Linked DNA regions of Mus musculus: all the other regions are linked to region 2. A link is a loop called in an ENCODE intact Hi-C map of the cell type or tissue named here. Cell type or tissue: left cerebral cortex. All regions are shown on one strand. Each heading gives the region's core, and the rest is flanking DNA. Links, peaks and the distances in the headings are about the cores only. Region 1 holds the start of 4930500F04Rik (RIKEN cDNA 4930500F04 gene). Region 2 holds the start of B3glct (beta-3-glucosyltransferase). Region 3 holds the start of Rxfp2 (relaxin/insulin-like family peptide receptor 2).

Evidence for each region. A loop is a pair of places that touch in the nucleus more often than their neighbours do. Peaks named below come from ENCODE experiments on the same cell type or tissue, not always from the same donor. Only the 100,000 strongest peaks of a DNase experiment are listed, where the experiment ranks them.
Region 1: it touches region 2 in a loop (2.3-fold over the local background); 2 of 42 quality-filtered maps call a loop at or near these places.
Region 3: it touches region 2 in a loop (2.3-fold over the local background); 4 of 42 quality-filtered maps call a loop at or near these places.

The regions. Positions count from the first base shown.
Region 1 is chr5:149,845,655-149,856,649 of GRCm38, forward strand. It overlaps 4930500F04Rik (RIKEN cDNA 4930500F04 gene), which reads left to right and starts at 2,093. Exons shown (of 4, transcript NR_045758.1): 1 at 2,093-2,326; 2 at 2,770-2,818; 3 at 7,137-7,239. In left cerebral cortex, for the core only: a CTCF peak has its summit at 5,538 (motif pointing left); DNase peaks (open chromatin) are centred at 3,012 and 5,551.
Region 2 is chr5:149,672,537-149,683,531 of GRCm38, forward strand. B3glct (beta-3-glucosyltransferase) reads left to right here and starts at 5,694. Exons shown (of 15, transcript NM_001081204.2): 1 at 5,694-5,843. The coding sequence starts at 5,801. In left cerebral cortex, for the core only: CTCF peaks have their summits at 5,692 (motif pointing right) and 5,892; DNase peaks (open chromatin) are centred at 5,750, 7,589 and 9,002; H3K4me3 peaks cover 1,887 bases; H3K27ac peaks cover 712 bases.
Region 3 is chr5:150,012,093-150,023,087 of GRCm38, forward strand. It overlaps Rxfp2 (relaxin/insulin-like family peptide receptor 2), which reads left to right and starts at 6,583. Exons shown (of 18, transcript NM_080468.2): 1 at 6,583-6,818. The coding sequence starts at 6,776. In left cerebral cortex, for the core only: CTCF peaks have their summits at 5,785 and 8,975 (motif pointing left); DNase peaks (open chromatin) are centred at 5,787 and 8,966.

The DNA.
Region 1 (10,995 bases), core at 931-8,930, 170 kb after region 2:
TTGGGAAAGAAAACTCTTCCCTGGACTGTTACAGCTCAATATGCCAGGCATCCTCAGATGATTCTTGGTGGGATATCTCGTGCACTTTATTCATTGGGTTGATAGGGACCTTAACGTTTTGGGGAGGGATGGGATCCAGGGGTTGATGCTTCCCTGAGATATTAGGGATGCTCACTCTGAGATATGAGGGATGCTTTTTGCATAGGTGAGAATTTCAGGTGACTGATTGTCATAGTCCTCCTAGTGGGATGTCGTGGTTACATGTTCCGGGAAAGGTAGACCCTGGCTGGGAGCTGGTTCTAACCCTTACTGTTCTCAATTTATGAGAATTCCTGTTTTTTGTTTGTTTTTTTTGTTTGTTTGTTTGAACTTGTTTCAACCTTGCTAAGTCTTCTGTCTGGTGGCACGGCAATGTTCATGTTTTCCACCGGTCTTGTTTTTAACTTAAAACAAAATTTAATATTCAACACATACCTCACTGAAAGGAAGTTTAAAATTAATCTGAACAGCAATCCCAGAGTACCTGGCACGAGGCAGGTAGGGTTTAGAGACTCTGCATCTGCTATTACATTGTGAGCATTTCTCCTGTTCTTATTACATTAAAAAAAAAAAAAAGATCTGAAGATGGTATGTGTTTATAGTGTGAAAGAACACTTTAAGTTCTCCTAGAACTCTGGATGCTGGGTCGATTGTATTGCCTGACTTCCCTAGGAGGAAAACAACCAGCCATAGACAAATGTTTCTGCAAATGAAAGGGCCATGCTGCTTGAAGGCACGCCTCAAGATAAATGCAATCAGAGTCCTCCAAGACAGACCCTGATTACTGGGCTTGTTTTAAGAAATTGGTGCTCATGATTATGGAGTGGCACGTCTGACATCTGCCAGGCAGGCGGCTGGGAACTCAGACAAGAGCTGAGGTCGCAAGTCTTGAATCTGAAACCCACAGGGCAAGAGGTGGGCTGGAGACTCGGTCGCTATTCTGTGTCACAATTCCACATCAAAGACCAGGAACACAGATTATAATCAGACCTCTGAGAGATATGTTAACTCCCCTGCTGGTACTTTTGATCCACAGGAAAAGCTGACACTCTTCCCAATATCTTCTATAGGCGTCCAGCCAAAACTTTAGGCTTCTAGAAGGGTGCGGGGACGTCAGTGTTGTTGCTGTAATAATTAGACATTCGATCAGACCAGATGTTCTGTAAACATCTTCTAATTTGAGCAGCATCTCAGAACGAAAACATCAGAAAAGTCTGCACAGAAATACCCTGCATAGATTTGAGCTCAGGGCTTGCCTACTCCAGTACTGGCACTGAGAAAGTGGAGGTGATGTCACGCAAGGGTGTGGTCCGTGCAGTGGGTAGGCCAGGGCATAGGGATTGATGTGGAATGGGGATGCTGAAACACAGACTCGGGATAGCAAAGGAGAGGAGGGAAGTGAGAAGGGTCAAAACTAGAGATCAAGGAGAAGGCTCAGCATGTGGAAGCAGAGGCGATTCTGACAGGTCTACGGAGTCCAGGGGGGTGCACACAGCTGGAATACAACCTCCAGAGCAGGGCTCTTTAGGACAGGGTGAGGAAATGAGATTTTATGAGAAAAAGATTAGAAGTGTGGAGGATCAAAGCCTTCCTGTCTTCAGTGTAAGGAGGACAATGGAGGCTATGATGGTGGGTTGTCAATAGTTACTGTTTCTGGACATAGTTATTGAGCTTCCGAAGTGTGTGCTGAATACCGTGCAGCTTGACTCTCATCTAGTAGAGATAAGAGAAAGTGAGTCGCTCCTTGATGCCCAGTGTCCCCAGGGGAGAACTGTCTACAGTGCAGGGAGAAAAGAGAGCGACAAAGAAAACTCAGGACTAGTCACCCTTCTCCCTGGACTCTCACATGGTTTCCCTTTATAAGGACACTTGGCTACATTACATGCCATCCTTCCTGAACATCTCATTTTACTGAGGTCATCTCTTTGCAGCCTTCTCTCTGAATGAAGTCATATTCTCAGGTATTATTACATCATAGGACTTCAATGTGTAAGTTTGGGGGGTGGTGGTGGTGACATAATTCAGCCTATATCTCAATTTTAAGCCTGGGTGGGATTCTAAAAAGTCAGTTGAGATTTAGCCAAGCCTCCTCCTCGCTGTGACAGAAACTTCACAAAATATCCTATGGGAGCAGATCCCTAGAGAGTGTGGCTGAGTCTCCTCAGCATCTGTAGCCTTGGGAAAACTGGATGCATCATCGACTCAGGGAACGCAATCAGTGAGCGTCTTCTTGAAACGTTGAGACCCTGTATGCGGTGGTTGGAATGAGAACGGCCTCCCTAGACACGTATGTTTGAATACTTGGTTCCCCATTTGTCGGTCCAGTTAGGAAGGCTTGGCCTTGTTGAGGGAGGTGGGTGTGCCCCATGCCATTTCCAGTTAGCTCTCTGCCTCCTATTTGTAGATAAGGATGTAATCGCTCAGCTGCTGCTCCAGCCATGCCTCCCGGCTGCCATGCTCCCTGTCATGATGGCCATGACCGCTAACCCTCTAGAACTGTGAGACCCAGTAAACTCTTCTATAGGTTGCCTTGGTCATAGGGGCTCTTCAGAACAATAGAGAGCAGGGACATTCTATGTTGTTTGAAGTGTTGTCACCTGATCATAGCTAGCAAAAGAGGACACCAAGAACAAATGAATCCTTCCCTGGAGCTCCTGGGCTACTGTTCAAAAAAGGTTTTGTGACCTTTGTTTGTTTATTTGTTTGTCACATATTTTTTCCATCATACAGTTATCATCTGCCCTGTGCGATAGGAGGCTGGACCTTGGAGATGTTCCTGGTAAATGGCGGCAGTGGATTTTCCTTCCTGTAAAACCAGAGGCAGTGAGCAGCCACATTGGATGAAAAGGGTTCAATTTTTAACAAGCACAGTTTGACACAAAGAATATACCAAGATGTCTGACGAGGGTGGAGGATGGGAGATCTGCAGTCTTTGGGGCTGTGGGGGGTGGAGTAGGAGGTGAGCTCTGAAAGACAGGCCAGGGTGATGATATATTTAGTTACAGCATGTGAAATGACTAGTTCTCTTCTGGGAAACATTAGTCAAGGTTTTAGAAGGTGGGTGGCTGTTTTATGCAGCAGAAGAAAAGAGTTTAATGAACCCAGATGAGGGACATCAAGAGATCTTTCCGGCAGACATTCATGAAGTAAATCTCTCAGGTCCAGGAGGTTCTACTGTAAGTTTACCCAGAGGGAGGTTTCGCCTTAACCGGTACTCAATGCCTGGTGTGTCAGAACGGACTGTTCTCTTTGAGAAGACAAGGGTATCCACTCCTTTTTTTGGCATTACAGGAAACCACGTGTGTGCCTACCACTACCCTTTACAGAATCCCACTTCCCTGACCCAACCCCCAAGTCACACTGGTCAGTTACACAAAACTACAGATGCTTGCAGCACGTATGCATATATATTCTTCTGTCTTATGAACATTTCTTTGATCTCCCAAAGGCTGGTTAAATCCCAACTCCTTTGCAAAGCTTCCCTTGATCCTCCTAATTTGAATACTTTTCTCTGCGTTGTCTAGAGACCTTATAGGATTGTATAGTCACGATAAGGTACAACCCGCCACATCACCTACTGGGATTTTTTCTGGTCTTGTTCTGTCTCTATTAGGATTCTAATAGATTATTTAATTTCACAAAGATATAGGCCTGGGTTTTCTTTTCCTTTGAAGCCTTGCCTGTAGAACAATTCTTGTTCATAAAATGTGCCTATTAAGCCCATTGAATGACACAGAATTACTGTCTGCTAGATGGTGTTGAAAGGATAAGAGGAAATGACTCCCTTTCTGTGAGAACACCCTTTATTGGGAAGCGGAGCCTTGGGGTTGTGGGGAGCTGGTCTGGAAATGTGGATGGGGTGAGTTTGGCCCCAGGCTGTAGAATTCTAAGGGTATGAGGTTTTAGACCAGTATTTGCCCATTGTCTTGCTAAGATGTTTTTAGGGCACCTTGGTAGACGTTTCACCAGTGAGACTGGAGAGGCCATTTTAGTGACACACTTAAGGTCAGTTTTCCTGTAACAGTAGGCCTGGAAGTATTCTTCCAACTCTTTGTCATTCATAAGTTGCTCAAACTCTGCAAACTTGGTGAGTTGAGCGCATTTTTTCACCCCAGAATTTGATTGTGAGGTGACATCTCTTTTGCCTTTAATTTTGTGTATGTGCATGCACATGGATGTGTGAGAGGAGCTTGCATGCATGTAGTATGTATGTGTTGGCAAGCCTGCGGAGGCCTGGGAGGCTCCATCCATTTTGTTTGTTTGTTTGTTTGTTTGTTTTTGAGACAGGGTCTGTCTTAGGGTTTTACTGCTGTGAACAGACACCATGACCAAGGCAACTCTTATAAGGACAACATTTAATTGGGGCTGGCTTACAGGTTCAGAGATTCAATCAATTATCATCAAGGTGGGATGGAGGCAGCATCCAGGCAGGCATGGTGCAGGAGGAGCTGAGAGTTCTACATCTTCATCTGAAGGCTGCTAGCAGAATACTGGCTTCCAGGCACCTAGGATGTGGGTCTTAAAGTCTACACCCACAGTGCCACACCTGCTCCATCAAGGCCACACCTTCTAATCCTGCCACTCCCTGGGTCGAGCATATTCAAACCATCACAGGGTCTCTCATTGGCTTAGAGTTGACGAAAGTAAACCAAGCTGGCCAGTGAACTCCAGGAATCCTCCTGCCTCTGTCTTCTCAGTTCTGGGATTAAAAGCATGTGCCAAAATGCCCAACTTTTTCTTTGGGTTCTGGCAATGAAATATAAGTCCTCGTGCTTGTCTGGTGAGCGCTTTGCTAGTGGAGCCATGTCCTAGCCTGACTTTGGCTTGGTTTTCCTCCTGGTTTTAGATCTGGTGGCTGTGGCAAGGTGTGGTGGAATGAGTTCAGAAATTAAACCAACGCCTCCCCCGGCATCCTGTGGTTTAATCGAAAAAATAGCGGGTCTCAAAGTTAACGTCTCTAGCTTCATTTCATGTTTAAAATGCAACAGTAACCCCGGTTAACCCTTTCAGGAAAACCTTGATCCTAGTCACATGGTATGTAGTATGTGGCCAAGGGCCTTCAGTTTCATTACTAGTTCTTGAACAGCTGTTTGGGATTAGGGTTAAGCCTGCAAGATAGATCCCCCCCAAAGCCATGTTCTGTCTTTGGGTTGCTTTTCCCCATGAACTCAATTTGCCATCAGGAATCGATGCCTTCCCCAAATTCAGCAAGCCTTTGCAGTCTAAGATTGCCGTGGCGGTAAAATAAAAATCATCTCTCTGTAGTTAATAAGCAACCTTGTAAGATGAAGATGGCTTAGAAACAAACAAACAAACAAACAAACAAACAAACAAACATTGACACGGCTATGCCAAGGATGAAATGGAAGGGACCCAGGAGGAATTTGTGACCTGAAAAGGGGCCGAAGATGTACACTGTCGCCAGCCATGGCCCAAAGCAAAGCCCAGGCCAGGACCTTGGGTACCTGGGTAACTTTTTATTCCGCGTCTGCCCTCTAGTGGCTGAAAGAGGGATTCGCTAACTGTCTCCGTTTGGAAACAGGCCCTTGCAGAGGAAAGGGAGGAAGCAAGCTGGGAGTTAGTTAAACAAAATACTCAGTAGACTTGTCTGCAGTCACCTCCTCTGTGGGCGGCCCCTCAAATTCCTCTAACCTGTTCCCTGTGCCTGCATTGTAGAAGGCTCAGCGGTAAGAAAGAACAAAGTCCATTTACCTAGCCTCACTTTCTTAACCAAGAATATTTCATTTGAGAGATGTGAGGATTATAGGATCTAATTCATATAAAATCGTCTGACTTGGAGCTGGTACACTTCAAGCATAAACTCCGGTTTTCGCATCCCCTTTCATCTTTATTCACGTTTGAGTAAGCAGATAGGCTCGGGGCTGAGAACATGTATCGATCCCTATTCAGATTACCTTTGAAGTGTCTCCAAACAGCAGATGTTCCCTAACGCCTTTAAAAAGAAACCAGTCACCTCGGATCGATAAGCTCTCGCAATTGTAGGTTTTGATAAGTGGACTCATCAAGGTTTTCTCTCCTTTTTCTCTTCAGATGTATGAGTCTGCCTGTTCCTTCTCAACTAGAAACTGTATCTTATTCACTTGGGCTCACTCATGCTCTCTCTCTCTCTCTCTCTCTCTCTCTCTCTCTCTCTCACTCTCTCTCTGTGTGTGTGTGTGTGTGTGTGTGTGTGTGTGTGTATGTGTGTTCCTCCCTCCCTCCTTTCCTCACTGGAGTTTGGGGTTTTTTGAGACAAGGTCTCTGTAGCTCAGGCTATCAAGGAACTCAATATATACCCCAGGATAGCCTCAAACATGTTGTGATCCTCTTATCTGAGCATCCTGGGTGCTAGAATTAAAGGCATTACAGGCATGAACCATCACATCATGGTTATCACAGGATGTATTTGAATAGAATTTCCTGTGATCTACTTCTGAGGTGAAGGGCTGGCTGTAAGGGCTGTCTTTCTGGGCAAGCACATGGCTGCAGTCAGCGTCCTTCGAGAGAGCATGGGGAGGATGCTCACTGGCTAACATTGCCTCACGTCTACATCCTACACTCTGAGGTCACAGTGCTCTCTCTGAGCTCTGCTGGGAAGGGATCTTACTAAAGAAAGGCAGAAACACAGGTACCCGCCTCCCAGTGGATGCTGCAGTGTTATCAGAAGTGTTAAAGATTTGAGGAGATTAATCTTGAGACCCGTACAGATCTCAAAGTGGTCCACACAAGTGTACTGTCACGTGCTGGGGCTGGCTCACTGGAGCCTGAGGTACCTCTCCTACGTCCTATGTTACAGCAGTGAGCTAGAGAAAAAAGTGAAAGAGTTCTGAATCTATGCGCGGCACGCGGGGGAGAAGGGGTCTTCCTGCTAGAAGGAACAAACAAGTATCTGGCAAGTTTTAAAGCCTTGAGGAGGCTGCTGTGTGGCGCGCTCGCGCGTGCGTGTGTGAGGAGTGGGTGGGGAGAGAGAGAGGGAAGGAGGGAGGGGGATGGCGAAAGAGGGAGGGAGGGGGATGGAGAGGGAGAGAGAGAAAGGGAGGGAGAGAGAGATTGAAACTGAGATCTGGGTTGAAGAGGCCACTTCTGCTTTTTGACAGTGCTCGTGGGTGAGACAGAGATAAGACAGGAGTAGAAGAGAGAGCAGCGATAGCCAACAGGCGCTCATAGCTTCTGCTTTAAACCAAGCTCAGAGGAGAGAAGGTGAGAAAACACGCATATTACGTTTCAGTTCTAAATCTCTCCAAGCAAGACACACCCAAGGCACGGATGGAGTTGGTAGTTGCTATATCTTGAATCAAGACTTGTGTGCTAAAGGACAGGTCACCAGCCTGTAATGGCACTACATGGAGTTGCTGAAAATTTGAGGGGAAGAACACAATTAGAAGAAGTTCCGTCTTTGAGGTCATGCCTTGAAGGGAATAGTGAGTCCTCGGACCCTTGTCTCTTTCTTTGCTTTCTGATTAGCATAAGGCGAACGGGCATCCTCAGCCGCTAGCTCCTGCCATAGTGCGCTGGACTGCCACAGTCCCAAAGCATCGGGCAAGGAGACCACAGGCTGAAACTGCTGACCCAGCAGCCGCGTGAACCTTTTCTTTCGCTAAGCTTGTTCTCTCAGGTACTGACCGGAAGCTGACTTGCTTGAAGAGGATGAGACTAACGATGCAGTAAAGCACCGGAAGTCCAATCTATTCACCATTAAAGACTGCCTGACAGCTCACCTGTGGGCTCTGAGAAGAAGCAGTCAGTGAAAGATACGCGTGTGTTGGCTTGAGCCCCTAAGTAGACCAAGCCGCCCAGTAGGATGGGAAGGGTGTGGGAAGAGCTGCTTTCCTAGGGGAGCAGGAGGTGGCGGTTTATGTGTGCTATGATTTGAGATGCCAAATTGCCATCCTAAAGCAAATGTCAGTGTGAAATTGTTTACATGACTCGAAAGCCGGGCAGAACGCTCAGGCTTGCGATCAAAACGTGAGTTCAGCATACAGGTGGCATTTTAAGCCAGAGATTTGATGAGATCACCAGGGAATGTAGATAGAAGAGATCCAAGTGCAGAACTCTGGGGCACTTCAGTGTTTAGAGGTAATATGGGGCCATCGAACAAGACTAAGGGGGCCTATCGTCAACAAGGCAGAAGGTAAAGTAGGCAGTGAGAAAAAGCTTCACAAAAGCCAGAATAAACGGCAACTTCAAAAATGGTACCAACAGGCCAAGTGAGCACAGACACAGGGGCTAACTATTGAACTTAGCAAAGAGATCATTGACTGTCACAATTTCCATGGAGCCTAAATCCAGGGTATGAAGTCAACTTTGAAGCTTGTTAATCTTGCTCATCTTGCTTTAATGTCTATGTCCCAGCATGCTAAGAGGGGTATTTGTAAAAGGAACACGGATGTAAATATGTAAAAGGACTATCCCAGGCAGTGCCCTGTGCTGTTTGAATGAGATGCTGCCCACAGTTTCAGGCATTTGAATGCTTGGTTCCCAGTTGGAGGCCTTGGTTGGTGAGGCTTGGAGGGCGTGCCTTGTTGGAGGAAATGCATCACTGGTGGCAGGCTTAGAGAGCTTACGGAGTCACACCATTTCTAGTCTGCCATTGGTTGTGTGGCTCAAGGTGTGTGAGCCCTCAGCTTTCTGCTTCGGTTGCCATACTTTTGATCCACTGTTAAGGAATCAAACACAGAAATGTAAGCCCAAATAAACTCTTCTCTAAATTGCCTCAGCCGTAGTGTTTTTATCACAATAGTAGAAAAGTAATGGATACAGGCTATGATGGTCTTGTGTGGACGCTCTCACTGTAGACAGTTGGGCCAGCAAGGAATGTGTTACCAGACAAGAGTATACTTGAATGACGCGAAGCTATAGATGTAATTAGATGTTTATTTACTTACTTACTTATCTATTGGCACAATCTCATGTATCCCAGACTAGTGTTGAACTCACTATGTAGCCAAGGATGACCCTGAACTTCTGATTATTTTACTACCATCCTGAGTTCTCTTGAGCGTGCCAAGATGTTGGGGATGGTACCTAATTCCTGTGCATGCTAGGCAAGCACTCTTCCAACTGAGCTATAACCCAGTCTCTTTCTTATACTTAATTAATATTATCATTTCATAAGTCTCATTTTTATAACCTCAACATTATTGTCATCAAATAACCATAACTTGATAACTCTATTAAAGTTCATCTTAGAATTAATTATTCCAATTTTCATTCCTATTTACATAGTCCATTCTTATAAATTCTGTGACAATGACTGCACATTTATTTTATAAAATTAATTTATCTAACTTTTAGTATATGAGTGTTTTGTGTGCATGTGTCTGTATACCATATGCATATGTGGCTTTGGAGGCTAGGAACCCCTGGAATTGTAGTTACAGGTGGTTGTGAGCTGCCATGTGAGTGCTGGGAACTGAACCCAGGACCTCTGCAAGAGCAGACAGGGCTCTTAACTGCTGAGCTACCCCTCTAGTCCCAGGTATATTTTTAAATCCTCATTATCTTCATGCTCAGACTTCCATGGACCTTCGATATATTCTTCCTATAAGCTAGGCTTGCCATCCTTGATTCATAACATGCCTTTCATTTATTGATTCAACTGGAGATATTTATTGAATGGGGCCATGCATCATCTCTGTGTTCCTCTTCGAAGATGCAATGGTGAGAAGGTTGGCTGTAGTGACTGCCTGCACAGAATTTTCAGTGTAATGGAAGTATACAGCACTGACCTTAAATGAGCACTTACAATGCAAGTGACAAATGAAATGAGAAGGTGTCTTCTTTGTTCATATCTTCCAGGGATCAACCCTAGGGCTTCCTTCCCTCTTTCTAAATGTATCCTCGGGAGCACAGTCCATCTCTTGGATTCCATGAATTACTCCTCAAAGTTGCCCCTGAGCCAAATGTCTCAAAATATATTCAACCAACATCTATTTGATCTGGCTTGGTGGGAACTTCAAAAGCACTTTGAGTCAAAAGAGCAAAAATAAAAGCAATCACCATCACAGTTCAACAGTCCCCCCCCCACACACACACACACACTCTGATTCCCTACCTGTGCCTGGTCCACCATCATCCACGGCAGCATCCTTGAGCCAGATGCCCACTTGGACACAAGAGCTTCAGCCTGGACCTTCTGTTCAACCTCACACCATTTTTGATTAGGCCACCATTATCTCTGTTATTTTCTTCTCTTTGGTGTCTCTTGATGTGCCCCAGTTATCTCTGTTCCTACTGGAAATGGCCCCACTGACCATTAAGAACCATTAAACCTCACTGGACTTTTGTTATGTACCAGGCTCTGGAGTTAAATGCATTGCTGTGCTTTCTCATTATATCCTCAAAACAGCACTGGGACTCAAATTAGTCCGGGCAATGGTCTCACTTTACAGGTAAGGAAGAGGAAATACAAAAAGGCTAAGGACTTTGCAAATCACAGAGATGTCAAAGGAAGGAACACATAGCGTGGGCCTATGTCAGTGTGGTAGTTTGAATACATTTGGCCCCATAGACTCATGCTTGAATGCTTGGCCATAGGGAGTGGCACTATTAGGAGGTGTGGCCTTGCTAGGATGAATGTGCCCTTGTTGGAGGAGGTGTGTCACTGTGTGGGTGGGCTTTGGAGTCTTATGCACTTAAGCTCCACCCAGTGTTGGCACATAGTCATGTTCTGCTGTCTTCTGATCTAGATGTAGAACTCTTAGCTCCTTCTTTAGCACTGTATCTGCTTGAACTCTGCCATGTTTTCCAGCATCAGGATAGTGAGCTAAATCTCTGAACCTGTAAGCCAGTCCCAATTAAATGTTTTCCTTCATAAGATGCTGTGGTCATGGTGCCTCTCCACAGCAACAACACCCAAACTAAGACAATCGGCAACCACATAACACCAGAGACAGCCATGATGTTTTCTCTGGGTTTGTACAATAAACCTTCAACCATGTCCTGCCTAAGCTTTCC
Region 2 (10,995 bases), core at 1,088-9,087:
AGAATTGAAAGAAAGAGTAACAAAACAGGTTACACACTTAGGGTGGTGCCTGGTATATGAGACGCCCCCAGAGCAAAAACCATGCAGCAATGGATACTGTGAGGGCAACCATCACCATGCAGCAATGGCTACTGTGAGCAAGGCATCCCGCGCCCGCTCTAGTGTTGATTATGATCTTCCCCTTTCTCCACTGCCTCATCCTTCTGGCAGATACCCATTTTAATTAATTGCTTCATCGGTCCCCTTCTGGGCTGTCTCTTTCAGCATCAGCCAGTGTCCACGCACAAGTGCAATAGAGCTGACCTCTGTCACACTGTCACCGTGACTCCTTCCTCCCATTTCACAACTCTTGCCCCATTAAAGAGCATAGTTGCCATCACAGGCAGTTCTGGCTTCTGGTGTTGGAACCTCCTGAGACTCATCTAACTTATCTAGAGAGTGGGAGTCTGCCATAGAAGGCTCAAAACTTCCCAGTCAGCCTGAGATTCATACACAGTAAGACCCCATATCAAAGGAAACCTCGAAAAAATAAGAATAGTCATCTTATGTCTTTTGGATTTTTTTGAAGGTTAAATGAAATAAAATATTTATATTAATCACCAAAATGCTTGGCTTTGGCACATATTTATCATATGAATTAGTCTTTTTTTCCTCTTCGGCTTCTGTCTGGTCCACCCTGACATTACCACTGAATTGATTTTCTTCCGCACCATCCATTCATTCAGTCACTGTACACACGGGCATCATCTGTGACTTCATCACATCGTGAAATATTTATTCATCGCTTCTCTGAGAGAGGCTGCAATTAGGGCACAAGACAGGCATCAAGAGCTACGGGGCCCACTGTGGAAGCTGCATTCTTGCTGGCAGCCAAGTAATTTCTCCACTGACCTCAGTGCCCTTCCACCAAGGCCAGCCTCCTTGGCGAGGCATCCAGGATGTGGCCCTAGCTGGCTTCATTGTGAGCTCACTCAACTCCTGTCTCTGGATGCTTACAGTTTCCAGCTTTCAGTCCAACACTTGCCTGTCCCCTCTGTTTGGAATGCCTTTCTTTGTGTGCCATAGCTTGCCTGAAACCATCCACCCTCATTCGATGACTTCCCTTCTTCCTTGTCCTTCCACTTCACTCTGTTGCTCGGCTTCTCAGAGGGTGTATGCTCATACATGGGCTCCTGGTCACTCCGTCCGGTGTGATACACTTCCCCCCACCACTGTCATGTCACAGGAGAGTCTGGAGAGCTCCCTGATGACCATTTGTCTGTGGAAAACAGTTTCCCACCAATTTTGGTCATTTTATTTAGTCAAGGTGCTACATCTGCAAGCAGCTGATGTAAAAATGACCAGCTAGTCACAGCATCAAATTTCATACTGGCTGCTAAATCAATGCATCACGTACCTTACCTCCTGCTGCTCTGCATTTCATGATGGATCTCTGGTCTTTACAACCACTGGGCTGAGAGGGGTCCCGCCTTTGGACAGGAGAACCACACAGCCAAGTGGATCATCTGGCTCTAATGAGAAGCCCTAGAAAGTAGCCTGTAAATGTAACTTTCATTTCCCGGATGCAGTTGTCACCTCCGAGGCTGACTGCCTCTGCTGCTAACACAGGCCTCGACCTGGATGCTTCTAGCCTTTGCATAAATCTTTTATAGGCCTAGAATGCTTTCTAGGGTGAATAAGCTCACCCTCTTTCTGAGCTCTGGGTGGCTGGTTTAACTCAGCTGTTATGGCTCAAACTCCTCTCCCAGCTGACTTATTTAATTTGGCTTTTCTTGAAGCCTCTGAATTGCTCTGCTTGGCCTCAAACTAACTCTAGCAATCTTTTCTAATCTTCTGGTTCCTTCTCATTCTCTTGCTCCTTCTGTCTTTACCCATGTCTGGCTTGTTCTCTCTTCAATCTGTCTCTATAAAACTCTCCCAGTAACACTGCCTCCTTCTCCCTCTCTGGGCTGCTCCACTCTCACTCTCAACTCTACTGCACTGCTCTCTACGGACTCTACTGTATTCCTGCCCTGTACTCTCTTCCTCCTGCGCTGTCTGTCTTTCCCTTAAGTAGCTTCCCTTTCCTCTCTCTTCTCTTGAGAGTTGGGTGTATCCTATTCTGTCAAATCTTTCTCTCATTGGTCACTTTTTCTGTCATCCAATTAGACATCTCTTTTAAACATGCATGCTTCCTTCTACAAACTAACTTCACCGTCACTGTTTGAGATTAAAGGTGTGTGCTAAGGACTGAACCACACCCTAACCAGAGACAGATTCAGATACCCTGTAACAGTGGCCCATCTGTGAACAGACACCTTTACACGTGCACAACATCAAGAGGTCAAGAGAATGGTGAATCAGGTGTGAAAAGGCCTCAGATTTCTGGGGGCTTGTTTGGGCTGCCTCTAGAGGTGAGGAGGTGACCCGAGTTGTATTTCTTGGCTCTTGTTTTGGAGTTGGTTGTTTATGAGAATTCTTTGATGAACTCTCTTTGGGTAAAAGCCTTGGTGGGGCGTCTGGTTGGACACTGCGTCTGCCTATGGCTTTTGAATACATTTGGAAGTTGAATGACATAAGACCCTTGATTCTTGAAGACATCAGTTTAGATTATTCAAGTATTTTCCCATGGCTGTGTCCCCAGGATGAAACTTTTTGCTGTGTCTCTTCTGTATCATCTTTCTTCCGTGGAGGCTAAAGATCCTTTTACTACCTTGAAGGTTAAGGTGGTTGGTGGAATAACTTTTCTCCTGTTACCCAGCCAGAGTACAGATTCTGTGCCGAGGGAAAGCTAGCCAGTCGTTAAAGTATTGTGTTACAGATTTGATTTAATGGTTCAAAGTCCTAAAGAACTACTTCTCGATTTTGTAGTCCTCCTTCAGAAACCGACTTTGGTGCAGGAAATAATCATTGAGATCCTTTCACACTCAGAAAGCCACTTCCTGGTGTGGGAAATTAATGGAATGTGCCCGTTACTAATTTATTTCAGGCCTGAAACTAGGCCTGGAGGAACAGGCAGGAATCTGAACCTGTCCAGTGGCCTTTGCCAGACAGGAAGCAGAATTTCGGGGCCTGAGAGAAAGGCAGCAGGCTGGAGGGAGCCCACCCAGAAGTCTTCCTCCTAGTCCATCATACAGCCTTTGATAGATCTGCCATATGCCATATCTTTACGTGGACTGGACCACATGCATGGTATATCTCTGTTGGGGCTGGACCTTCCCATTCTCTCAGCCCAGACACTTGCTCTTTCTCCCTGAAGAAGTTACACAAAAGTCATTTCTATGTTTTATGATCAACCCCAAAGGGTTTGATAGGTGTCATACATTGCTGTATGTCTCCAGAGTGTTCCTTTCGTGTGCCTGTGCTAAAGCATCGACTACACAGCAGGTTATGGACATTCTTCTGTCTCTCTAACTGGACTAGGGAATTCTTGGGCTCAGTGCCACGTATATGGCTCACAGCCTTGCACAAGGCCCGTCAGCCAACAGTACGTGATCATTTGAGCCTGCTGTTGTCCTCAGATCACAAACCATCTATTCATAAAGAAGTTGCTAATTAGACGGTTGGCTACCAATGACTGTATGGATATGTACTTATGTTGTTTTCCTTGGGTAGTTGTACAGATTGCTTTAAGTTACTTACATTTTAATAATTTTAAAAACCACCAGCCTGTCTGATCTTTTTCTCTGTGAGGTTCTTGACAGGAGATAGCTTGTACTAGCTGGGGCTTCTCACCCTATCCTTAAACAAGGAAAGTTGGACAGTCCTAGAAACTAGCACGGTGGTGACGACTCAGATGAAGAGGTGAGGATCCCATGGGAATGGAGCTATGGCCCGCTGTTCCTCATGTTACTCTCTTGGAGTAACTGAGATTTATTTTTCTCCTGTGGGAAACTGTCCCCTCACAGTGGGTGTCACAGGCAAGCCTCATTGTGTGTCTGTCAGTACCACTTCGAGCAGGTTGGCTTTGAGAGCTTTTTCTCCTAGTGATGGGGGAGGACGCCCAGGGAGTCTATTTATCATATGGCCAGAATCACAGAAAGGCAGTCCTTTCCTCAAACTTGAGTCATGGAGCTGTGTGATGTGTCATTTGTCATTGTCCTCTGTGAAGATGCTGAAGACAGGCAAGTTTATTACTTAAAGGATGGGCTCTCGCCCTTACCGTCCAATCTCCTACACTCCTCCTGGAATACAGTCATGTTGGATCATGATGAAAATTTCAATTAAAAATTTGTATTTGATTGACTTTTACTTATGTGCAGATGTGTAACCCTATGTGTAGGCCTGTGCGTGAGATGCCAGTATCTGCAGAAGCCAGAGGCATCAGATGGATCATCGGATCGGCCACTCTGGAGTTTGAGTTACTGGCAGTCATAAGCCAACAAATGTGGATGTAGGAATGGAACTCAGGCCCTCCAGGAGAGTAGTACATGGTCTTAATCACTGAGTCACCTCTCCATCCTTCCAGGATAATTTCAATGAAAAGTCTGATCCACTAAGCCCTCAAAGTTGTTTGCTACCAAAGTAGGGTCCTCAGTTGTGTTACTTGGCTACTAGATTTTTCTCTCTATTTACATCTTGTTTATAGGTACGGTGTCTAACAAAGGGAAGGAATATTTCCTAGGAGAATGCTAGAAAACTTTAGCAATGGGAAACTGTCTATCAGCTTTAGAACTTCCCAAGAAAGCCCAAGGAGTTAAAGCAGCCAACCAAGAATTTGGAAAAACTGTAGCGCTGGTCTTCATCAGTCAAGAGACTGGCACCAGTCAACAAGAAACACACAGAAACTAAGAAATATGACTGCCAAAGTCTTTATGAGCAGGCTTGCCCTAGAGTTTTACTACCTGTGGTTGGGGGAGATGTTCGGTGAGTCATTTGTCCTGTGACCACAGTGGCTGAAAGGCAACTCTAGCTGCCCTCTAGCCTCGCATCATCTAAACACAAGCCAGGGTTGCTCAGTCAGTCTTTTTTACATCCTTGGAGATGCAGGAGAAACTGTGTTTCTGGGAAGGGTCCCTCTAATTCTTCCCTGTAATTGTTTCCCTCTTTGGTTCACTACAATGTAACTGTAAGGTCCTCAGGTGGAACTCTTCCAGGGTGGGAGGGAGACCCTTCAGGATTCTGTGCTGGAAGGAACTCTGCTTATGTGACTTTTCCACCTCACTCTTCTCTGTGTTCTTAATTGATTCATTTTCATCAAGTATCTTGAATACCCTCTCTCTTCCATCACAGTGAACACTCAAAATAACATTAATAAAAATTTAGCTTTACACCAACATCTATTAAGAGCAAAACTCCGGGCCAAAGCTATTAATCAAATTCCATTTAAGAAGAGGATATTAAGTAAATTAGTTGAGCTGATTAAAAACACCTTCATCAAAGTAGAACATCGGTGCCAACAATATTAAGAGTTGAATTATCGATTTTGCTTTTTATAAAAACTGAAGATAGTCCATTAGCAGGGAAGAAAAAAACGATCCTTCTTCCTTCACTTTGAGGACAGTAAGGGTGATCTACTGCTAGGGATGGGGAAAGAAGTTCTGGGAAGCGAAGGGCATGACGGCAGAGTTTGTCAGAGGGTCAGAAAAGAAGCTCTGAGGTCAGATGCCCAGAGGAGGGCGCGGTCCAGCTGGGCAGCAGGACCACCTACAACCGCGCCGGTTGCGAGCGTACACCGGGGCGCTCCCGATCCCGGCCGCCAGAGGGCGCAGCCCGAGCCGGCGCGGCGCCGGGAAGGAGGAGGGGAGCGCGAGAAGGGTCAGGCGCGCAGGGCGTCCGCGCAGCTCGGCTCCGGGAAGGGCGCGGAGCCTCTGCCTCCGGGATGCGGCCTCCCGCGCTGCTGGCGCTGTTCAGCTGCTCCGCGGGTAAGTAGCGAGCGGCCCGGGCGGGCGCGGGGAGGGAGTCCCGGGGCTGCTGGCCACCCCCGCGCGGTTCCGGCTGCCGCCCGCCCCGTCCCGCCCCGTCCCGGCCGCAGCGCCCTCTAGTGGCGCCACCCTCGGCCCGCGCCCTCTCCATCTCCGCCTCCTTCCGCCGGGGCACGCGGGCTGGTGGGGAGGGCGCGGCCGGGTCGGGAGCCAGAGCCGCGCAACTGCTAGAAACTTTACAAGAGGCCGCGCCTTTCCCGCCCCTGCGCGCCGCCCGTGCGCCCTGCGGTGCACACCTCGCGCCCCACTATGAGCACCCCGCCCTGTGCGCCCCCAGCGCCCCGCCGAATGCTTGCCGCGCTCCGCGGTGTGCACTCCGCACTCCACCGTAGCTATCCTACGCCCCACGGCATTCATGCCACGGCCCGCCGTGTGCACTCTGCGCCCCACTGTGTACACTCCGTGCGCCCCACCGTGTGCACCCTCTGCTTGTGCTTACTCCGTGCCCGGCCGTACACCCCCTGCTCTCTACCGTGTGCCCCTGTGTCCCACAGCTGTGCACTCATGGGTCCCATAGTTGTGCATCCCATACCCCTAGATGTGCATCCCCGCGCCCCACCTTGTGCACACCCCTCGATCCTCCATGTGCATTCCCAGTGCCTGGAGGTGCATATCCCAAGTTTCACCCCTCCCGACCTTGAATACCGTATCCCACCTCACCGTGCATACCCCGCATCCCACTGTGTGCACCCCGCTCTCTACCTTGTGCATCCCCCGTGTTCCGCCCTGTGCACCCTGTACCTCCTGTTGTGGACAACCTGCACTCGGCCATGGGCACCCCTTTTCCCACTCCTCCGTATGTACCCTGGATCTCCTGCTGTGCATGACCGGTGTCCCACTATCTACACCCCACCCCCACCCCCGCCCATCGCCCCAGTCAAGCACACACCGTTTTGCCTTAAATACTCCATGCATCCCATCGTGTGTTCCTTGAGACCCTACCCAGCTTTACAGAACCCTGATACAGCCATTAGCACGCCCCAAGGCGCGCCCCCCTCCCCGTATCCCTTGCGTCACCCCCACCCTGTACCCTCAGCTCCTGCAATTTCCCAGAGACCTCCTCTCTTTGTGTACCACTCCCTAGGAACCTACAAACTTGGCCTGCCTTCCTCCTAATGCAGTTGGGCAAGGAGGGGAGGGAGGACCGGGGTGCCCCGCGGAACCTTGAGGCCTCCGGGAAAATCAGAGAACTGGTCCCAGGCAGTCCAGTTGCCTGTTCCTTTCTTCCCGTTTTCTGGAGGCCGTTTCCTCCCCCTTTCAGCTAAGATGATGTGGAAAAAAAGTTATAAAGTCATTGCGAATGACTCTTTATGATATTTGTTCAAGTTTGAAAGCGTGGGTTAAAAAAAAAAAAAAAAAAGACTCTTTGCAGCTTGTCCTAATACTTTTCCCTAACCCTGACTTGTCTGTGAAAAGGCAGAATTTCAGTTTTAGAAATGGCAGAATGGCTCAGTTTAGGGAAAGATGTAGTCCACGAGAGCCTTGACAGCTCGTTTGGATTTGGATTTATGCTTTCCGAATAAGGACGTTTTTTGTTTTGCTTCTGTGTACCCCTGGCATTTCTTCTGGTGCTCACTAAGTGTGAGAAAATTGAGCAAGATTAGCTTGTAATTAATTGCTCACCCACATGATTAATTTGGCAACACTGTAATTTAAAATGTTAGGGCACCTTGGACCCAGAAGGTAGCAATTGATCATGAGGAATTTTGGCCAGAGATCATGGGTTGGAGAAAGCTTTGTTGAGTCCTGGAGAAAAGCAGGCAAGAGGGCTGGGAAACGCTGCTTCCAACGCCTGCTTTACTGCCCGTAGGCTTTGCAGCTAACCAGCTGGGTGGGTGATGGCTGAAATTGGCGTTCTGTTTATAGCATTGCATTTAATAATAATATTTGTATACTGCAGATGCAGCATATAGGCTGAAAGGCACATTAGTATTTTCATATCTTTTTAATACTCTTAAGGGGATATTTGATGTGATGATAACACAGGAAAGGACATTCAGAAAGAACTAAAATGTCAACATGTTTTTAGAGATATCTCCGAGCCTCACGACATCCATAGATAAGTATAGTAAATGAGGCATAAAACCCCTTAAAAGGTTTCCATGAGAGGCTGGGGAGATGGCTTAGCAGTTAAGAGCACTCACTAGCTGCTCCTGCAGAGGACCTGGGTTCAGTTCCCAGCACCCACATGGTGAATCATGACCATCTGTGACTCCAGTTCAGGGGGTTCTGATGCCCTCTTCTGACCTCTATAGGTGCCAGGCAAGATAAAATCAATCTTAAAAAAAAAATCCAAGCCCCTGTGAGACACAGTCTTGTGAACTGGCTTCCATGAGTTAGTACGGGAACAAGCCCCTTCTTTCTTTCATACCTGGTGTTTATTGTTCTGTACTTTGATATGGGGAGAGGGCCATTGAAATGCGGCCTCCACTCAGAATCCCATTGTAAGTAAGGTGATTTGTGAGTCATTAAATTATCCTGATAGTTTGGAAGGGGCTTTTATCCACCCCTGTAAGAGTGGTCTGACTGGGTAGTTTCCTCCCAAGCTAGCACATTCATTTTATATTTTATTTTAGGAAAGTCAATATAGAAATTTCATTTTAAACCTGCCTGCATGTATGCAGACAGGAAGTCGTGGCAGCTTCAGTCCTAGCGTCTGGAATGAGTTCCAGAGGGAGATTTACAGCTCCTTAGTCACCATTCGTGAGCTCTGTGGCCTTTTAGTGGCTTTGAGCCTACATTGTTTTATATAAAACATGGAGCAGGGACTTGATAGACGCCTGGGAATTTTGCTGTCTCGTATGGTTTTAACATACTGAATCTGCCAGAGAAGGAACTGCTGTCTACCTTGTAGCCTTTGGCTTTTCTTTGTCTAGCTAGGCTTGTTTGAATTGTATGGGGTTTAAAAGGATGGGTGGAGGGACAACAGTGATGATGTTATGAGATATTTCTCAATGGCTCTTGCAAACTGGGATGGCCAATGAGATATCTATAAGGATTATGGGGACACTCATTTAAAGTGTCTGGTGCAGCTAGGATATAGACCGTTGGGGCTTACCCTTCTCCCTGAGTTGTGTGGATCTGATGGCTGGAGTTCTGAAAGCCACATTGTAGCCATGAGATCACCAAGAAAACAGGAATCAGGTAGAGAGGAGAAAGCAGCCTGGGTACCAGATGGATGTGGAACACCACAGCATCCCTGTCTGTCACCTTCCTCCAGCCTTGTATTGCAGGAGATTGTATGCAGCCAAAACCAATCTTAATTGATACCTCTGTGGAAAAGAAGACCCACACCAATGGTAGAATAATAGCTATTAGCTTTTATCTTTCACATCCCTGTCTCTCTTCCCCGAGTGAGCCAAGATTGTATTTCTTAGCACCTGCCAAATTGGGGTGATTTCTTTTCCTTCTGAGCCAAGTCTTGCTTGGATTCTTTTCATTGCCGTGAGTTAGACATGTTAAGACAGAGTCAAACCTAGTTCAGCATTTTGTGCGTGGGTTTTGTTTGTTTGTTTGTTTATTGTTTGTTTGTTTGCTTTTGATTTTGCAATGTCTCCTTTCCATTTCTTAAGCCACTCGTAGATATCGCTGACAGTGGTTTTAATTCTCCAGATAGGTTCATTGTCATTTGGGACCCGCCTCTGGCATGATCTGCTTGGCCCTGGAGTTGACCCTATGACCTTTGCCTGTAGCCCACAGTCAAACCCTAACAGATAGCATGACCTCAAAGTCCTTCCCCATTCAGTGTGTGTGGTGGGGAACACATTTGAATTGCTAGACAGAGCGGATTCCAAAATCCACAGGAAGACTGTTAAACAGAAAGACTATTTGGAGCTTCATTATTCAAAAGGCTACTTTTGAGGACCCACTGTGTGCTGAGTACTGAGATGTCTCAGAATGAGCTAGCTCCACTCTTGTGGTGTGGAGATGACTGTGTAAGAGGAAAAGTGACATTCGGTAATTAAACTGGACATTCAGGATGCTTTGAGGATGTGCTGCAGGGGGATCCTTGCCTTCCACCTGGTCTGGTGCGGCAGTTCTCAACAAAATAGCTCTTGTTAATGGCAAGAGGCTTTTTTGGATGTCACAGGATCACCTGTGTATCATCTAGAGTGAGGGATGTTGTGAGGCATTGGTTCTCGGCCTTCCTAAGGCTGCTCCCCTTTAATACGGTTCCTCACGTTGTGTTGACCCCCAACCATAAAATCATTTTTGTTGCTACTTTATGACTGTGATTTTGCTGCTATTACGACTCATAATACTTACTTATGTAAATATCTGTGTTTTCTAATGGTCTTAGGCAACCCCCAAGGAGTCACGACCCACATTTTGAGAATTGCTGCCGTGAAGTATCTTACAAGGCACAGGAAAGCTCTGCCCTGATATTTAACAGTTTAGTTACCTGGTGTGATATTTTGTATATGCTTGCCTCAGGGAGTGGCACTATTAGGAGGTGTGGTCCTGTTGGAGTAGGTGTGTCACTGTGGGGGTGAGCTTAAGACCCTCACTCAAGCTGCCTGGAAGTCAGTCTTCCACTAGCAGCCTTCAGATGAAGATGTAGAACTCTCAGCTTTGCCTGCACCATGCCTGCCTGGACACTGCCATGCTCCTGCCTTGATAATAATGGACTGAACCTCTGAACCTGTAAGCCAGCCTCAGTTAAATGTTGTCCTTGTAAGAGTTGCGTTGGTCATGGTGTCTGTTCACAGCAGTAAAACCCTAACTAAGACAAAATGGACTCCGAAAGTCAATAGTGTTGAGGTTTGAGAAACTTTTAGATCAACGAAGGCTTCCTGTAGGAAATAGTAATACTGTAAGCTCAGCCCTGAAGGGGAAGGAGAAATGGATCATGGGAAGGGAGAAGCGGCTTGCCAGTGGGAGGGAAGGGGGGGTGGTGGGGGGGGTGGGGTGGGAGGGGTGGGGGACTTGTGGTTGCGAGGGGGTGGGTGGTAGTGTTGGTAGTGGTGGAGGAGGATTCAAGCAGAGAAAGGAGAGCAGCCTGGGGAGTTTTCAAAAACCACTGACAAAATCTTCAGGGCCAGGTGTGGCGGGCCCTGCATCAGGTCAGGAATTTGTGGGTGGTCTTGTTGAG
Region 3 (10,995 bases), core at 2,001-10,000, 340 kb after region 2:
CATGCAAGTGCCCATGTTAGGTGGCTCACAACCCCCTGTAACTACAGCTCCAAAGGATCCCCTACCTTATTCTGGGCTCCCCAGTTACTTGCACCCACATGTACATACACACATGTGCACACAATTTTAAAAAAATGTAATAAAAGCAGTTCTATGTACCATTTTTAGTTCACTTTCTCTCAGAACTTTGAGTATGGCCACGCTTATTCTGACGTCTGATGCTGTTGTTGACAAGCCTGCACACATTAGAATTTGGGCTTTTCTAAACATCTATCTTTTTATAAAGCCATAATTTCAAAGACCAAATGTCTACAGGTAGACTTATGCTCACTAGCTGTTTGCATATTCACAGAGCCTTGTGTTTTACTAGTTCTCTCTTGGTCCCGAGCCTCTGGAATATTATCTCTTCTTCATTTCTACTGAGCTCGCTCTGTAGGCATTTTGATTCATTATCTATTGAAATTTTTCATTCTTTCCTCTGAACTGCATGGTCTGTTGTTTGAGTTCTTAAGTCTCAGAAATATATTATTCACTTCTTAACATCTCTGTGGTTCTTCTTAAAAGGTTTTACTTGATTTTATTTGTGTGTGTGTGTGTGTGTGTGTGTGTGTGTGTGTGTGTGTGTGTGTGTGTGTATGAGTGTTTGCCTACATGTATGTCTGTGTACCATGTGTGTACAGTATCCACAACAGCCAGAAGATGGCGTAGGAATCCCATAGAAGTGCAACTACAGTTATGAGACACCCTGTGGGTGCTGCAAATCGAACCTGAATCCTCTAGAAGAGCAACCAGTGCCCTAAACTGCTGAGCCAGCTCGCTGAACTCTCTGTGGTTCTTTTGCATGGTTAATTCTTTCTTTCTTCTTCTATGATTCCACCTATGGCCCCGTTAAGACATTTAATATTCCAAACCCAATCACCTCAACAGCCAAAGTGTTTAGGGTTCAAATCTATCATTGTTGTTTCTTACCTGTGTGTGTTTCATTGACCTTTGATAATGAGCTAATATTTGGCTGACATTAAAATGTGTGACATTAAAGTGTGGGAAACTAACTTGAGGGTATTTTCCTGGGGAGTTTGTACTTCTTGTGTCTCCACCTTTCAGAGTCCTTAGAGGGACTGTGGGTGAGCTCTCAGAACCGGCCAGTGACTTGAAGACTAGGGGATGCAATTCTAGTATCCACGTCTATTTATCAGATGGCCTAGCCTTTTGTATTAGCTTACTGCTCTCTGTAAACATTCCAGCACATTTTTGTCTTTCTTTCCCTTTGGACTTCATTTCCTTGTCTCCAGAAAGGTAATCCAATTTCCTTAATGTAGCTGCTGGTATCTCGAAGTGCAGAGGCTTTTAGAATACTTATTCCACCACTCCACCAGCAGTGGATGCCTGGATAACAGGTTTTGCTCTGGCTGTGTGTGCCTAATAGCAGCTCTCGCCAAGAGTGACAATTCCAGATAACTGGAGCTGAACGTGACTTAAATTATTTTAGATTTGGAACAGCACAGTGAGTATGCGTGGATCCTCTTGACTATACAAGACTGGGTGACGGGTTTGCTCAACTAACAGACACAAAGGCTGATGGGATTGTGTTAGCTTACATTTCTTCTGCCAGTAAGTCTGTGGCCATTTATGAGAGGGTTATATAAAGTATCAATTTTAGTGACTAATGAATTCATTCATGGCCTCCACACTGAGAAGCTAACATGTAATTATAATCACAGATACCATAGCTGCAGAACAGAGTTACATGGATTTTTTTTTTTACCCCCATAACTTACGGTGAGTAAATTACCCAGGTGACTACTGCCATCATCAGCTCGCTGCTGTAAGCTTTGGATTTCTAGCTGTAGTTATTGTATAAATCCAGTTTTGTGAGGAAAAGTCTTACCTAGTTATGTAATTATGCGTGGGATATCAGCTAGCCCTTTACAAACAGAAAATGATATTAAATTGCTAATGGGCCAAATTTGTGATAAAAGGGAGCAGACTCTGTAGTGGTGTTTCCATGCCTGTACCACCCTTAGGCACGGGGGATGGGGGTGGGGGGGGTGATGGTTTGAATAAGAAAGTTCCCCACAGGCTTATATATTGTAATGCTGGGTCTCCAGGAAATGGAGCTGTTTGAAAGGATTGGAAGGATTAGGAGGTGTGGCCTTGTTGGAGAAAGTGCATCATTGGGGGTGGGATTTGTGGTTTCAATAGCCCATGGCAGATCTTGTCTCTCTGTCTGTCTCTCTCTGTCTCTCTGTCTGTCTGTCTGTCTGTCTCTCTCTCTCTCTCTCTGCTGTTGTGCCCCCTACCATGATGATAATCAACTAAACTCCTGAAACCGTAAGCCAGCCCCCAATTAGATACTTTCTTTTATAAAAATTGCCTTGGTCATGGTTTACAAGCCATAGAACACTGACTATAAGAGGAAATTTAGCAAAAGCCTTGATGGAAAGCCCAGCTTGGCATGCTAGGTGCTGGTGGCTCGTGCCTTTAATGCCAACACTCAGGAGGCTGATACAGGCAGATCTCTGGTCTAGAGAGCACCTTCCAGGACAACCAGGGCTACAGAGAAAAACCCTGTCTCAGAAAAAGAAAAAGAAAGAAAGAAAAGAAAAAGAAGAAAAGAAAAGGACAGAAAAAGTTTGGCAAGATGGTAAATATTATAGCTAACTAGTAGTAAAGTCATACATAATTCTGAAGTGATATTAAATTCAAACTTTTCTGAGCATAGGTAAGTTATATTTGTAATTTTATCTTTTTTTAAATTTAATTTAAATGGGAGTATTTGCCGGGCATGGTGGCACACGTCTTTAATCCCAGCACTCGGGAGGCAGAGGCAGGCAGATTTCTGAGTTCAAGGCCAATCTGGTCTACAAAGTGAGTTCCAGGACATCCAGGGCTATACAGAGAAACCCTGTCTCAAAAAAAAAAAAAAAAAACGGGGGGGGGGTATTTATCTTCCACTAGCCACCAGAAAAGATGTCTTTTTTAAAAATTATTATTTTGTTTTTGTTTGGTTTTATATTTATTTTATACATGTGAGTATTTTCCCTGAATGTATGTATGTGTACCATGTGTATGCCTGGTGCCTACAGAGGTTAGAGACAGTATCAGATGCCATGGTTACAAATGGTTGGGAGCTGCCATGTGGTACTGAGATTCAAGCCCAGGTCCTCTGAAAAGCAGCCAGGGCTCTTAACAGCTATGCCATCTTTCCAGGCTGAAATGTTATCGTCTTCAGTGACAGAATATTGTACAGTCTCTCTATAATGAACATTTGGACTGCGTAGAATGACTTCTCAACAAACACAAGAGAAAAGGCCTGCCTGGTTGCATCTTTCACCAAAATAAATTTAAATTTGGATGGTTTGAAACCAAAGCAACAGATAGTGTATTTAACAGCCATTACATATCTGAGAAAGTGCTGGATATCTGTTAGCCACTAGGAAAATGCAAATCAAAACCTCACTGAGATCCTGAATTACCCATATTGTTAAAAAAAAAAAAAGCAAACAACACACACACACAAACCCACAAAAACAAACACCAGACCAGTGGTGGTGATGTATATACCTTTAATCCTAGCACTCAGGAGGCAGAGGCAGGCTCTCCAAGAGCAAGAAGCCAGCCATGACTGCATAGTGAGATCCTGAGGGAGGGGGGAGGCAGACAGACAGACAGACAGGTAAAGAGAAAGAAAGAGAGAAAAGAAGGAGGGAAGGAGACAGAGAAAGAAAGAGACAGAGTCACAGAGAACAGAGAGACGCACAGAGATAGACAGACAGAGACAGAGAAAGACCACTCAGAGAGCCACTGATCCCTAGTCAGTGATGGAAGCACGGCAAAGCTTGGTGTCAGGAGTAACCATAAATCAGCAGTCTCGGGAGAGGGGAAGGACAGACCAAGCAAGCAGATGACAGCCATCTTCCTTCTGCACACCCTTTTAATCTGGCTGCTTCCAAGTGGTTCTGTGAGTTGATGAAACCAAGCAGCACACAGGCCACCCCCTCCCTCTCTGAAGACAGACTGGAGAGAGCTGAGGTCAGATTACTACAGAGATACCTGTAGGGACTCAGCCTAAAGGCCCAGCGACGTGTAAATGGATGAAGAAAATGCGGTGAACCAAGACAGTGGGGCACTCTAAAGCCATAAAGAAGCCAGACAAAGTCCAGGCATGAAGAGTGGAGTCCCCACGTCCACTAAGGAACTACGGACAATCGACAGGTACTGGCAGAAAGAAATCAGTTTTCTTTAGTGGTGCGGCCCCGGTTAGGTCAAGCACAGCCCCGAGGATGGCCACACACCGCACCACACGACCTGGACTTGGGTTTAAAATAAAAAAGAGGACACAAGGTTGGGAATGTATGTCTACAAAAAGTTGGTGTAAGGGGATGAACGTGATCAAAATACACTGTACAGAATTCTCAAAGCGCCACTAAAAGGTGAGAAGAAGGAAATGAATGGGGTGGGGGGGCTGATCAAAAGACATCGCCTAACAGCTTGTTTGATCAGTAAGTTTCTCAAAGAGAGAGGATTGACTTTTCAATTCAACAGCATTTTATAGGGAACACAGACCCCCTATTCAGACAGAATCAGGTACCTAAACTTTCAATACATAAACTCCCCTCCATTTGTAAGAACCCCAGTGCATTGTAGTGGATAATAAGACACGTATTTACATGAAATCTTGCAGTATTCGTATCAAAAAGTACAGGCACTGCCGACGGGTGATTGTAACAACAATAAGAGTGAGTTGATTCAAGACAAGATCAATAAAGTACATGTGTACTTCTCTGAACCAATTTGCCAGGCCTTCCATTCTAGCTCTGCATGAAGCCGGCCCTGAAATCTCCCTGCTGAGTTTGCCTCTCGGGTCTGAATCCATTCGCCCTGCTTAACTTAGTTACATCTTCAGCCTGTGTGAATTTCAACCTCTCCCGTTGCAGGTCAAAGGTCAGCGTGCACCCCCCAGGATGCCGGGCAGATTTAAAATGCATTAACCACAAACACATCCAAACGCTCAGGCTTTCTGCCTTCAAATGTCAGTAATGAGCTGGAGGAGGTCTTAATTATTATTTATAGTTGTTGAATTCGGACTCTTCCTGGGCTAACATTTCAAAGATTAACTCTGAGCGGCCCTGGTGGGAACCGATGAGCTGGCTTTTGCAATTTCAGAAGATATTAAGCTTGGCCTTTGATATTAATGCAGAATTCTAAACTAAATTCTTTGAAGTCTAGACACCGTTTTCTTTCTCTGAAGATATATCCTTGTGGGAGATATATTTAAACTTCAAATATTGCCTTGTGGTGGCCAATTAATGGTATTTAGTTGCATTTTAGAGTTTATGCTTTAGACTTTAACACCAGATCTCAGCGTCCGTCATCTTGGCAGAACACAAATATAGGGTCATTTAATCAACAGGGTGGGGGTTTTTTAAGTGACAGTGGGGGGGTTGTTTTTTGTTTTGTTGGAGTTTCTTTGTTTGGGGAGGTTGGGGAGGGAGTTGTGGAGGCTATCTTAAAAGACCTCAAGTTCAGTGAACAACAATAACAACAAAAGTTTCTTTAAACCTAAGAGAAGATCTTCGAGCATTTCTTTTCCTGATTCCTTTTCCTTTGGTCCTGTATCAAGGGAGAGCATTGAAAGAAATTTAAGTCACTTCTTAAAATGGCAGAAGAACCAACTTCATTACGTGATAAATAAAATATTGTATATCTCTAATTCTGTTTGAATCCGTATCCTATCAAAAACTGGAAGGAAAGACAGAGCGAGGCTGGCCCCAGCTGCCAGCAGCCAGTCACTGCAAGCAAGCCTCAGACAGCCTTTGCATCCGCTCCCAAACCCTCCGCTCTAATCCACACTAGGACCCTTTCTCCACCGACACTTCCCAGGTAGTGAAAAAAGAAGTCTGTACTCGGACAAGAAAATCCTACTTGTCTTTTTGGGATGTTCTTTAGGATCGCACTGGGATCAACGGGAGTCCCTACACAAAGCGGACTGGTTAAAAAGCTATCTTTGGGGTGTGAGGGGGGAAGAAAGTCACAGTGACTTTGAGTAGATGTGGGACTCCGGATTTCATGCATTGTGGGGGAGTTCTGTGCTTTAAAGCGAGACTGTGATTATGGGGAAAAGTAAGTAAAATTCAAAGTATTAGGTGGATGCTTCCCCCGGCGAACACAAGGCCACACTTGTAACGCTCACCTCTGCTGAATGTCACTTGAAAACATCTCAGTATGGTCCTCCACACAGTCCTCCGTGTGTGTCAATGAGGACGCATCTCTCAGTTGCTTCTTGTATGAAAACTGCTTCTAAAGAGTTTCCCAGTTGGTCCACGGTAGATGTACGGTCCTTCACACTCTGGAATTTGTATTATGTTTAGATTTTAAGAATGGGTGCAAGTCACTCCAGGTGCTTTGAGAAAAAAAATATTAAGCTATTAAATGTTGCTTATTAATAAGGCTAGAGAGCTATTTACCTCTCTCTTTTCTTACACCTTACCCTTCTTACACCGTGATGAATGTAATGTTCAGAAACACCAGTCTACTTTTAAAAGAAAGCAAAGCTAGAGAAGGAAAGGACGGAAAGAGAAGCGGACTCCCCAGTGACAAGCGTCGGTGTCCCTTCGTGCCAAGGAGGTTTCAGCTGAGCATGCTCAGACACATGGGAGGCACCAGACTATCAAAACTCCTTCTGAGAAGCAAGGACACGTCTACGAACTCAATGCTGCAAATCTACAGCTCTTTCCTCTGACACCGGACACCTCTCGAGCGCACACCGGCCGCAATGTGGCTCCTACTTCATGTCATCCTTCTGACAGAGGTCAAAGGTAAGGCTGCCGCTCTCTCGCTACAAGTGACATAGGGTTCCCAGAGATTAGAAAATCGTTATGTAGTTCTGTGATGTTTACAAGAGACTCTGTGCGGTGTTTGGAAGATAGACATCCCGCTGTGCATCCGCAGAAATGGTCGTTAATTTGTCTGGCACACCGAGGAGCCCAGCAGTTTTCAAATGCAGTATGTATCTCCCAGAAACGTGACTTTTTATGTGTTAGAACTAAAGATGGGTTGTATTTTCTAAATCAGTGTTGACATATCAATTCGAGCAGGGGCAAGTGCTTCTGAGAGCAAGGGAGGATATTCATAAACTAAAAGATGCGTTTGTATAAACTCAACCTGTTTGAATATGCTCATAAAATGAGTGTAATTGATTGTTAGTGGTTATGGGGTTTGGAGTTTGGGTTTTTTTGGTATATTTGTTTGTTTTTGTTAATCTAAACTGGGGACTGCAAACCACAAGCAAATCCAAAAATGTCTGAGTTCACCTATATAAAAGTTATTAAAATATAAAAACATATACTCGATATAACTTTCTTACCTACTCTGAGATTTAGAAAGTTGGTGTGAAGTTCTCACTTCCCACCCAGTGACTTTCATGTGTTTAGGGCTACAAACAACTAAAGTAAAAACCTAATTTTGCCACAAGTTTATACACTTCCTATTGCTGTCCAGGGCACAGGAGCTCATTATTACTTTGGTTCAAAATGAGTTCATAGCTTTTCTTTCAAACTTTTCAGAATAAATATTGGAATTTGAAACTATCATTAGCCTCTTTTAAAAAATCAATTTAATTAAATAAGATACAAGTGAGCAGTTTTCATCTTTAAGCAAAACGCGCCGCTTAGGACAATCAAATGTAACTTCCGAGCATAAAATACAGTATTTAAGGACAACTACCAAAAGATTTTTAAATGTTTAAAATTTTATTTTGAACTTGTAACAACACTAAAACTTTGTTCCACATCGTTCATCAAAGGCCTTATCCACCCCCCATGTACCCAGAGCAGTTTCAATTTTGCATTCTAACCTCTCCTGCATGCAAATCTATTCTCTAAAAAGAAACAATAAATTCTTCTCTCAGGAAACCACAGCTTTAGAAACAGGGGTCTGATTTGATTTAAGATCTAAAAGCAGAAGCCTGTGTTCTGTCTTTAGTCATAATATTCAATTTTGGAGGATGGCTAAGAATGAGTGATTGAAAGAGTCCTTGGAATCTTTAACCGGTGCTCCAAACTCTAACCACCGCTCACCAAATTACCCATTCTGTGCACTTGAGTAGGCTTGCGCTGGCCTTTCTGACCCCCCAATCACTTCGAAGCGACTGCGTATGGTTTTGCTGTAGTGCACTGGGCTCTGAAAAGTGGGAGAGAAAGGGAGAAGAAAAAGATCATTTTGGATCTTTCTAAATGCCTGACTTCAGATTTATATCTTGGACCTAAAAATAGTTCAGTCCTCTGCTCCGTTTTATTTTTTGAAGTTTGTGTTACTTTCCCTCATTTTAAACCTTTCTATTTACAGTAACTCACTATAGAAGTGCAACGTGTCGTCCTGACATCTTATGAAATTGTAATTATTTGTTTAGTGATTGCCAGAGATTTTGCGTTTCCTCATACAATTCTTGACAGTTAAAATAGTAAGGCTCTCTGTCACGACCAAACAAAGGCCATTATTAATTTTTTTTTTCCCCTCAGAGTAAAACTTGCTTTCAGAAGTTAAGTCTGAGTGGTTGGTCATTTTTTTTAGGGCAGTATAAGTAAGCCACATGATTGACTGTTTTCTCTTTGGGCCACGGTCACTCAAGTGCTTAAGAAGTAAGTGACATTTACTGTCTTAATGCATTAGCCAACAGCTCCAACCTTCACAACCTAACTAACGCCACTTCATGAGTTTTGCTAACCGGCCCCAAACCACCCTAAAAAGACTTTTAATGAATGGATAGGGGCAGTGTTAACTCAAAACAGTTAAACTCAAACAGTGTGCTTAGGCAGAAAATTAAAGTCTCAAGTATGGAGAATCCTGCTTGATAACTTCCACCGGTTATAGCCTCAAGTCATTTGCTGCTCCTTAATAAATGTGATCCTTCTTCGAAGCAGAGCCCTGGCTCCATTCTGCAGTCAGCAGTGTTTGAGGTCCCCCTAGTGGCCAAATTGCGCCTAGGCCTTAAGGGGGTGCTTTCCAAACCATGGGTCATTTAACTGCATCGCTAGGACTACAGAAACGCTTCTCCAACTACATTTTAATTTCACACAATTGCATCCATGCTGTGCCCAGCTGTGAAAATCAACTGTACTTCAACCCAATCCTCTTGAAAATCTTTCTCGCCAGTAATGGAAAAAATAAGTTTGCTCGCTTGAGGCAAAAACAGAGCCTGCTTGGGGTGAGCGAGCTGGGACCCCAAAGTCACTGCATCCTCAGGTGTGTAACCTCCAGAGGCGTAGCTCTGCACATTCTGCTGCAGGTGCATGTGAAGAGGCACAGGCAACTGCAGGAAAGACTTTCAGAATACCTTCCACTTGAACCCAAGACACAAAACTGGGACGCTAATAATGAAAAGCTGCGTGCTTTTTAAATCTTAAAAAAAAAAAAATTGCAGTCTCAAATAAAATTCAGCTAGTAACAAATTATCTGGGGTAAGGTAGTTATGCAATCATAAACTCACGGAGCTTTTAGAACGAGTCAGCGTCCCCAAACTCCATCTTTTACTTATTCAGTAAATGTGTAACTTGCTAATTAAGCAGAATCAATGTGTTTGTTTTACAAGGGAAACACTAATGAAGGTATGAGGGGGGCGGGGAAATTGCGTGGAAACAATTCTTTTTTTTCCCCCGTGTGCTTAATTTACAGTACGTTAATTTCTTGTGGCTATACTTCCAGAGGAGAAAGAGACCTAGAAGTGTTCTGAATATACAAAATGCCCTCCAAAAACAATTAATTTAGCATTCACATGATAAAGAGCCTTTTGAAAGGTTAACACTAGAAAGAAATTGCACTAGCCAGGTTGTGAAGCAAAGGGCCGTTCCAATGTGTTCAGTGACAAGGGACAGAATCCCAGCCTTCCTTTCTTCCCTGTCCTCCTGCCCACCAGTCACAATTTGGCCCCTTGCCTCTGTTCCTGGTGACACCTCCTGCTCCCTTCTCTCCGACTCCTAAGTAGGAGGCTTGTCTGGTTTTGTTGTGGTTTTTTGTTTGTTTGTTTTTTGCTTTCATTTTGATTTCACCTTTCTAATTGGCTTGTAAAAATTGTATGGGGACCATGTGATGTATCTGTATGTGCCCACGATGCGATGTTCAAATCATCAGAATCAACAAATACTTTGGTACATTTTTCTTTTCTTCACAAGCAAGTCCTTTAATACCCTTTTTGTCAGCCTTAGTTTTACGTCTGACATGTGTTGATTGTTCCCATCAATAGGGGTCGGTGTGAGGAGTCCGTGGAGTACCAGTCAAAGCAAGGATCATTTGAATTTCCCTGCCCTTCACGTCTCCTCACGCTTGGTGTGTGTGTTCGCGCCTATCTTCCAGGCGCAAAGACAAACATAATACACATGCTCTAATGTAGAAGTTGTGAGAATTTACTTGAAGGTGGAATAATTGTTGCTAGAGGCTGACGAGAATCCGGGAAGGGAGGAGATTGATAGAAATCGCCAGAACAGAAGGGGCACATTCTGCTGTCTTACAGCACAGTGGCCTGACCACAGTTGGCGTGGCCTGGTAGGCATTCGATGACGTCACTGCTGCATAGGTTCACTTCCGGTGAGATCCTCTTTGCGCATCTCCCTTGTCCCACCACGTCTACATTCTAGCCGAGTTCTCTGTTGTCTTCCTGGTCTCCTTGCTCTGAAATCTTCCCGGGTTTCCACGTCTGTGCTTTCCAGCCCTCTTGTTACGTCACAGTCTCGGCTCTCTGTCGATCCTGCCACAGAGCCCTGAGTCGCCCTAAGTCGCCGGGCTGCTCCATCAACGTTGTCCACATCTGCGGCTGCATTCCCACTTGGGGATCCATTTATCTTTCAGCAAGACCCTTCTTTAAATAGTCCTCTCACCACCTGGTGTCTTTGCTGGGCTTTGCTTCCTTCCCCCCCACCCCTACCCACCAACTCCCAACCTCTAAAGGCTTCCTGTAGCTTTCTATTTCCTATTAACTCAATTTCCTTTCTGGAGGGGTGG